Linked DNA regions of Homo sapiens: regions 1 and 3 are each linked to region 2. Evidence: chromatin contacts called from ENCODE Hi-C or POLR2A ChIA-PET data. All regions are on one chromosome and are shown on one strand. Each heading gives the region's core, a stretch centred on a gene start or an enhancer-like site at or near the end of the contact. The rest is flanking DNA. Distances are from core to core; before and after follow the strand shown.

What was found. Hi-C counts contacts between places; a loop is a spot of excess contacts on that map. ChIA-PET counts read pairs that join two places held with the same protein, here RNA polymerase II (POLR2A). Pooled maps may share reads with other maps.
Region 1: a loop to region 2 is called in a map of ascending aorta, with 3 times the contacts of the local background. The contact joins two enhancer-like sites. A Hi-C loop is called at or near these places in 10 of 168 maps with a recorded cell type or tissue (CD8-positive, alpha-beta T cell, Right ventricle myocardium inferior, aorta and 6 more) and 6 of 50 pooled maps. POLR2A ChIA-PET finds 5 or more read pairs at or near these places in 2 of 52 experiments (H1 and naive thymus-derived CD4-positive, alpha-beta T cell).
Region 3: a loop to region 2 is called in a map of colonic mucosa, with 2.6 times the contacts of the local background. The contact joins two enhancer-like sites. A Hi-C loop is called at or near these places in 2 of 168 maps with a recorded cell type or tissue (colonic mucosa and heart left ventricle) and 2 of 50 pooled maps. POLR2A ChIA-PET finds 5 or more read pairs at or near these places in 2 of 52 experiments (both activated T-cell).

The regions. Positions count from the first base shown.
Region 1 is chr18:58,990,157-58,992,856 of GRCh38, reverse strand. No RefSeq gene overlaps it. Among named protein-coding and RNA genes, the nearest start is that of ZNF532, 130 kb to the right of the region's middle. Within about 2 kb of position 1,301, at least 9 of the 41 ENCODE cell types and tissues checked have a DNase peak (open chromatin) inside an H3K27ac peak, as active enhancers do; they include ascending aorta, where a contact is called at or near this core.
Region 2 is chr18:58,910,658-58,913,357 of GRCh38, reverse strand. All of the region lies in intron 2 of ZNF532 (zinc finger protein 532), which reads right to left. Among named protein-coding and RNA genes, the nearest start is that of ZNF532, 47 kb to the right of the region's middle. Within about 2 kb of position 1,394, at least 9 of the 41 ENCODE cell types and tissues checked have a DNase peak (open chromatin) inside an H3K27ac peak, as active enhancers do; they include ascending aorta, where a contact is called at or near this core.
Region 3 is chr18:58,804,714-58,807,413 of GRCh38, reverse strand. It overlaps the pseudogene RNU6-219P. Among named protein-coding and RNA genes, the nearest start is that of LINC01926, 7.8 kb to the left of the region's middle. RefSeq lists enhancers at 48-167, 178-247, 1-2,700. Within about 2 kb of position 1,418, at least 2 of the 41 ENCODE cell types and tissues checked have a DNase peak (open chromatin) inside an H3K27ac peak, as active enhancers do.

The sequences.
Region 1 (2,700 bases), core at 52-2,551, 80 kb before region 2:
CTGTCCAGAATAAGGATCAAAGGGGAAAATATAACTAATACCCACTGCTCTCAGGCCGCAAAAGGAAGAATGCCTCTTGCAATGAGAGGAAATGGCAGTTTCAGATTAGAAAGCAAGCAGAGAGTTCATGGAAAATCTTAGAACATTCTTCCAGGGGATGGCAGACACTTAGCACATAAGCATATCATGTCAGGCAGTGATAAGTGCCAGGGAGAAAAATAATGGGAAGCGGAGATGGAGAGTGGCAAAGCAGGTGTGTGCTCAGTGGGGTGGGCACATTTCAGTAAGGGAATTGGGGAAGGCTCTCCAGGCGGGGGACTTCTGCATGGACCGGATGTGAAACATGTGAAAAACCCTCATGAGAACTGGGGAAAGAGCATTCCACGAGAAGGAAGAGCATGTGCCAAGGTCCTGTAACAGGAATATGAATCGTGGATAGGAACGAAAAGGAGTGACATGGGAGTAGGGGGAAGTGATAGGAGGTGAGGTTAGATATGGTGACGGGAGCAGGGAGGTCTTCCGGGGCTGGTCTTATAGCAATTGAAAGGCACTCGCTTCCATTTATTTTGGTCTCTTCTGAAACAACAGAGACTGGCATGTTGTTTAGCTGGTGTCTTATTCAGAGGGAACCAAGAGTCTAAACTTTAGGTTCTCCCCATGATGTTGGCACTGCTTGTGTCCAAGACATTCAGTAGTTCCTTAAAGACAAACTGACTTCCCTCACCTTGACAAACAGTTCACAAGTCTACTCTCAATTCAGAGTCACCACGGCCATTGCCACTATGCTGCCATCACGCCACCAGACAAATGGTGTTGAACTGGCCCGCTCCTTTGTATCACCTACTGAAGAGTCGAGCAGGAGCATAGTTTTGGTCATCCCGTGCCTGAAGTTAGGCTGCTGGGAGTCAGGGTGAGTGACCTTCTGGATTCTGCAGTGGGAGGTAAGATCTATCTCTTGCCAAGATTCATACAATGGCAGGTACCCCCAACACTGGAAAGGGAAGTTCAGGTGCTGAACTGGCAAAGTAGAGACATTCATTACTCCTGCTTACAGATGCATCTGTTTCCACCTTGGAAAGGGTGGAAGATGTTGCTCTACTTCCCGTTAACTCTTGTCAACATCACACCATCCTCTCTGATCAGCGGACCTGTGCCTACCTTGTTCTTTTTTAAAAAACAAATAGCATTTGTTCTCCAAAAATAACCAATCCAATTAAGCATGACATGACCTGAAGGTCAGGAAATGACTCATGGACTCAGGGGCGAAACCCACACTTTCTGGAACTGAGTTGGACTTGGAGGTGTGCTATGGTGGACTCTAATTATAGAACTCCCCCGGGTGAAAACATGGTCTTGCCAAGGATTGTATTTGCAAATAGATCTGCCATGGTCATGTAATGTACAGTTCTAACTATAAGAAAAGCTCAAGGATAAAGCAGCTTGCAATAAAATAGCACAGCAAATTTAATAATCAGTTCCCTTAAATACTGGGAAACATTATAAATAGCGCTACGTGATGAGTCAGAACTAACCTCATAAATTGAATTTAGAAACTGGTAAGGAATATCTTCTGGGAAATGTGATTCTGTTTCCTTGCATAAAAATAACCACTAGGGAAAAGGTATAATTCCAGGAGAAACCTGGCAAGGTAATTAGAAAGGGTAAATGTAGAATCTGAAGTACCGTATTCCATTGGAGAGCCTGCCTGTAGGGGACAAAATGCATGTTGACAAAACAGGCATAGAACACGCACTCCTGAAAGTGCATGCCACGTGTCAGTGATCATTATAACCTCCCACTCGGAAACCCAGATCCTTCATCCACCCTTCTTTGTCCTGTTTTGTGCCCAACACACGGACATCTATAGACTATTACTGTGGCTGCCTTGTCATCTAGCTTGTATTTAGCTTTGGCAGGTGGGAGGTGCGGGCAGGAAATCTTTGAGTGTGATGAGAGGGCCTCCTGGTGATTCCGCTCCCCACACCTTCCTGGCTTCACTGTGGCTCTGGCAGTGGCTCTTCCTGAGTGCCCTTTTCCCACAGCTCCAGCTTCCACCCCTACTCAGGCTTCTCAGGCCTTGTTCCAGCACACAGCTCTGTGTATAGTCCCTTCCTTAATTTCTTGAAAGTTAAACCTTTTGCAGTGTGCTGCACTGCATTCTGCTGGGACCTTAATTGAAACAGGATCTAGGGTACCCCCAAATCTAGATTTCCAAAGAAGGCAGCAAATATAAATGAGCAAATGCCTAGAAAAATGTAGGCTAAGATCATTAAAGTTTTATCCAATGTATTGAATCGTTACTAAAACATTCAAAATCCATTGGGACTGTGAAGAAAAAATGGATGTGAAAAGAAAATACTCTGAAAAGACTGAGAGTAGCCTAGTCTCAAATTCAGCCTTATACTCAAACCATGTGAACTGAGGCTGGGCTGTTCAGAATGGGTTGATTGGGGGTAACAGTGACTATAGAATGACAACTGGCTACTCCAGAAACTTCTAGTAGCATGAAGAGAGACTTTTCACAGAAATATGGGCATTTCTTGCTATAAATTTCCCTCTTGGAATGGCTTCTGCTGCATCCCATAGGTGTTTGGTACATAGTTGCTATTTGTCTCAAGATTTTTTTGATTTTCTTTTTTATTTCTTCTTTGACCCATGTTGTTTAATTTCTACTTATTTGTGAATTTTCCAAGATTTCTC
Region 2 (2,700 bases), core at 145-2,644:
AATTTAATTTCCTCCTCTTAGAAAATGAATCTAGCTAGCATCCCCAGTTTTTATACATCTTCAAGAAACACAGGGATTGACTTCTCTTGGCTGCCTACATTCAAATTCTTGCTCTTCCCATTATCATTATGCAAACCTTAGCTCTGCCTCCATCACCAATCTCTTACATCTTTAGAATTTCCAAGGCTCTGCACATTGTATCTCTTCCACCAAAGAAAAGAAAAAAAACCTTCTCTCTTCTCTTCCAACTGATCTTCTGCCGCTTTTATCCCACTTCAATCTCGACTGCATATCAGGGAAACCTATTTTCTCACTGCATTTCCATTCCAAACACCAAATCGGTTCAGCTACGCAGGTCGACCTCATGCTTCTTCACTCTTCCTAAACCAGCTGGGGACATGGGTCAGTTTGGGGGCCAAGTTTTTTTAAAAAATTTGATCAGCCGCGCCTCTGGAGCAGCTGCCATGGTTCACTGCCTCTCTCTAGGAAGTGCAGGCAGGGGTGGGAGAGACTGGGCCCCAAAAATGGCAGATTCTCAGATTTCAAAAAAATAGCATACACGCAGACACACACATGAAAAAATGTGGAAAAGAAAAATAAGCAGTTATGAAAAAAGCTATGGAATCTCTTAATTACTTGCCATCTGAAGGTCCCATGCCAGTGACAAATGCCACAGAAAAGTTTCATTTTACCTTTAGCCTTCACACTAATCAGACCCTGATTAAGTCGAGACAGCCAGCCCAGAGCACCTTGCAGGTCTAAAGGTTCCTCCCCGGCCACAGGGAAGAAAGCTGACACAATGGGACACCAACAAGTCGCCTGGACCCTCTGACCTGTCAGCACTGCTGGGCACCCTGATCACACTCTGCCCCCTCTCAGCACAAGAGCTTCATTTTCTAAGCAGCCTACACCAGGGTAACACATAGCGTACAAATACAGTTTATACGCACAGTCAAAGAACAAATGTATGTTTTGTTAATTCTGTATGAGTTAACAAGAAATTAGCAAATATAGTTGCTACTATCCAAAATAGTTATTTACTGGTTTCCTTAAACCTGATGATACCAATCATGGATATACAAATACTTTGCTCAAGGTAGTATGTTTTCTTCTTCAGCTAACACTTGATATTCCTGATCTGAAATATAACAGATTTCCTGATCTGAAATTCAAACTGCTTCTGGAAATATCAACACAGGAGTCACATACTAATGCCACGAACCAGGTCACGACCTTGGGAAATAGAGGAGTGAAGCCAGCCCCAGCCCTTTGCTGCAGTTATTCCACACTCCTCCCTCAAGGTTATAAAAGTAGGCTCCCCGCCCCCATCCATTCCCCACCTCGCACATCAGGAGCAACTAAGGGAAAGTCCCTGTCCCTACAAACCTCAGCCTTCTCTGAAAGCTCAACCTCCCCCACTCGGCCTACTTCTCACATCACAGCTCTCTAAGAAAGCTCACTCCCCAACTCCAAACTCTTCTGGGTCAAAACGAAAGCTCAGCTACAGTGAGAGCTCCTTTGCTTTTTCCAGGAGAGAAGCTCCAGGGAAATTGAGGGCGTGCCTGTAGCCCTCCACAGCAGGTCCTCAGCGTCATTTAGCACTGCAATTTTGTTTTTCCTTATTAACTCCCATCCTGCCAAGAGACAAGGGCTGCTTCTTTTCTTTCCTTTGACACAGGACCTGGCTCTGCTGTCCAGGCTGGAGTGCAGTGCCATGATCATAGCTCACTGCAGCCTCGAACTTCTGGGCTCAAGTGATCCTTACAAGCACCGCCACACTCAGCTAATTCTTATTTGCTGTAGAAATGGGGTCTTGCTCTCACCCAGACTGGTCTCAAACTGGCCTCGAGTGATCCTCCAGCCTCCCCTCCCAAGTGCTGGGATTAAAGGCTTGAGCAACCCTGCCTGGCCTAAGGCTGTGGCCTGCAGATGTTACTAATCTCTCCCTCTTCTAAACTCCATCCCCCCTTTTCTTTCTGAGGTTAACTTAAAAAATCATAGTCACCAGTCAAGAGGTCTCCCACAGCTTCATTCCTTCAAATCTTGCCTGTACCTTCATGCTGGCTTTGCCAAGCCGATCCTCCACAGTGAGCTTGGTCTGTCCCTTCTATTTTGGGTAATTCCTATCCCATTTGCCTAGTGGCATAGAGAGATCTCCTCCAGCCTTACCCTGGAACCCTTGGTGCTCTGTCCTCTTGCCACGCAGCCTTCATGGCTCAAGTTCTCCAGTACTGGGACATATCCTGCTCCTCCCAGTATCTCCCCAGCACTCTGACAATCCACTCTCTCAAAACCACCATTGAAATCCAGGCAGGGCTGGGCGTGGTAGCTCATGACTGTGATTCCAACACTTTGGGAGGCCAAGGCAGGATGATTGGTTGAGCCCAGTAAGTCGAGGCTACAGTGAGCTACAATCACGCCACTGCAATCTAGCTTAGGCAACAGAGTAAGACCCTGTCTCTTAAAAAAAAAAAACAAACCAGGCTGAAGGAGAGAATTTTAGGGCTCATGGAATAGTTCTGTATCACAAATGTGGTAGTGGAGACATGTTTCTGTGCATCTGTCAAACCCTTGAGAATTTCAGGCCAGGTGCGGCGGCTCATGCTCGTAATCCCAGCACTTTGGGAGGCTGAGGCGGGTGGATCACTTGAGACCAGGAGTTTGAGACCAGCCTGGCCAACATGATGAAACCCCCTCTCT
Region 3 (2,700 bases), core at 169-2,668, 110 kb after region 2:
CAGGTATGGTGAGGCCAACAGATCAGGAGGTGACCACCATTGAAAAGATAGCTTTTATACTCAGAGTTCCTTAGAAACAGGAGCCTCGGCCCAGCATTCAGGATCCTATCGGGTAACACCAGGTGGGTCAGGAGGCAGAAAGGGCCAGGGGAAAGCGAGGGTGAGAAACTTTACTGTGGTTTTCACAGGAGGGGTTGGGCACGGCAGGGTCAACAGAGTAGGCAGGTTTAGGATTGGCCAGTTGGAATAATTTCTGCAGGCTCTGGGGCTTAGAGGGTGTCTCGAGTCATCTAGTATCTGGCCGTGGGATGATTGGGGCAAAAGAATTTTGCCTCCTGGAGTGTAAGAGCCAGGTAAAGAAGGTGGCTTGGAGTATGGGATCTGGATCCGTTAGTTTGCATACGAAAGGCCCACTACCAGGGGACGAGTTTGCTCTCTCTAAAAATTGGCTAACCCTGGGAAGGGCAGTCTCTTCCAAGTCAGCGAGCCCCCAGATACCAGAGCATCAAGAATATAGAAAATAGAGAGGCCGGGTGCGGTGGCTCACGCCTGTAATCCCAGCATTTTGGGAGGCCGAGGTGGGCGGATCACAAGGTCAGGAGATCGAGACCATCCTGGCTAACACGGTGAAACCCCGTCTCTACTAAAAATACGAAAAAATTAGCCAGGCATGGTGGCAGGTGCCTGTAGTCCCAGCTACTCGGGAGGCTGAGGCAGGAGAATGGCGTGAACCCAGGAGGCAGAGCTTGCAGTGAGCTGAGATTGGGCCGCTGCACTCCAGCCTGGGTGACAAAGCAAGACTCTGTCAAAAAAAAAAAAAAAAAAAAAGAAAGAGAGAGAGAAAGAGAGAAAGAGAAAATAGAGAGAGAGAAAAAAAAGAAAATAATAAAATTGGCCAGGTATGCCTGTGATCCCAGCACTTTGGGAGGCCGAGGCGGGTGGAACACCTGAGGTTGGGAGTTCGAGACCAGCCTGACCAACATGGAGAAATCCCGTCTCTATGTGGGGTTTAGCTGGGCGTGGTGGCGCACGCCTGTAATCCCAGCTACTCAAGAGGCAGAGGCAGGAGAATTGCTTGAACCCAGGGGGCGGAGGTTGCAGTGAGCCGAGACTGTGCCATTGCACTCCAGCCCAGGCAACAAGAGCGAAACTCAGTTTAAAAACAAATCATAACCACAATCATAATCATTATAAAATATAATCAATGCAGTTAGTGAGTGGGGGAAACACACCTGCTCTCCTATGATTCCTATGCTCCAGAGTTCCTTGGCCTAAAGCAGCCTGTATAAGGAGCTACTTAATCTCCAGCCTCAGAATAATAGTCGTTAGGAAAATGGCCTCTCTTTCCCCCAGTTCCACAAGGACTCTGACTTTCCTAGGCCCCGTCAGCAATCTCCTCTCTGCTGTCTTCACATAGAAAGGTTTTAAACTCATAACGATAAGTATCTCAGAGAGGTTACAAAATGACCTTGATGGGAAGAGAGTAAAATCCTCCCTGGAAAATTTCAACGCAGATGGCTGTCTTTCAAAGAGGAGACCTTAAAAAAGAAAGATAAACGAGAAAAACTAATAAACAGCATAATAAAACATATTTCCAAATGAGGGTTGCTGCACAGCTGTAAAACCTCATTGAAGTCTAATCGTGATAAAAGACTTTGAAATAATAAACCTAGCTGCAAATTAGGAATGTCTGCTAATGTAGTAATTTCTACCTAAGAGGCTTTGTGTCCAAACATGTCATTTGAGACTCCAGGCAGACAAAGGAGGATGCCCTTGGAAACAGGGCTGCCATTCAGCCCGGCAGCCCGAGGGCATTGGATTTCCTCACTGGGCTCAATAACATTTTCAGCCACATTAGGCACCAGCTTCAGACCTGGTGGGAAGCAAATTTAAGTGTCTCTTTTAGTGAAAAACAAAGAGAATGCTGTATTTCACAAAAGAAAGAAATTCGATCACTCTTTGGATTGGCAGACCTGGAGTCATAATGATTAAATTTGACAGTAGCTTGTGCTTCTAGAAGTTGATTTATTTTACTATTTTAAACTATGGGATGCTTCATGAATTTGCATGTCATCCTTACAAAGGGGCCATGTGAATCTTCTCCATATTGTTCCAATTTTGGTATATGTGCTGCCAAAGTAAGCACAGAAGTTGATTTTTAAAGACATTTTTGGGCTCAGAAAACTTAACCCAAAGGTATGAAATGCCCCAGATCTTATACTGAGCACAAATTCTTCAACAGTCTAGGAAAAATGTTTATCCTATTCACATTTATCTTTGTATTCCTAGGGATACATGAATGAACGATCCTATAAACAGAGAGGCAGTCCCATGGTGCTGATAGAGTAATAGATGACTCAACTCACCAATTCATTCATACATTCAATCATTTAGTCAATTTGAGGATAGAAACTGATGGCTGCCATGTGCCAGGCATTTGACATACAGAGTTAGCAAGAGAGACCTGTGGCAAGACACTGAAATAGGGGCATCTGGGGTGGGGAGTGGAGGTTCTCACACCTGTAGTTAGAGAAGAAGAAAGGCTTTTGGGAGCTGCAGAGAGAAGGAAGGAAGCTGTGGGTACAGGGGAGGGTATGCACTAATGGGTAAGGACACCAGATCCAAGAGCAGGGAGATCTCTGGTCCAACAAACAAAATATAATTTTTTTTTTTTGAGTCGGAGTTTCGCTGTTGTTGCCC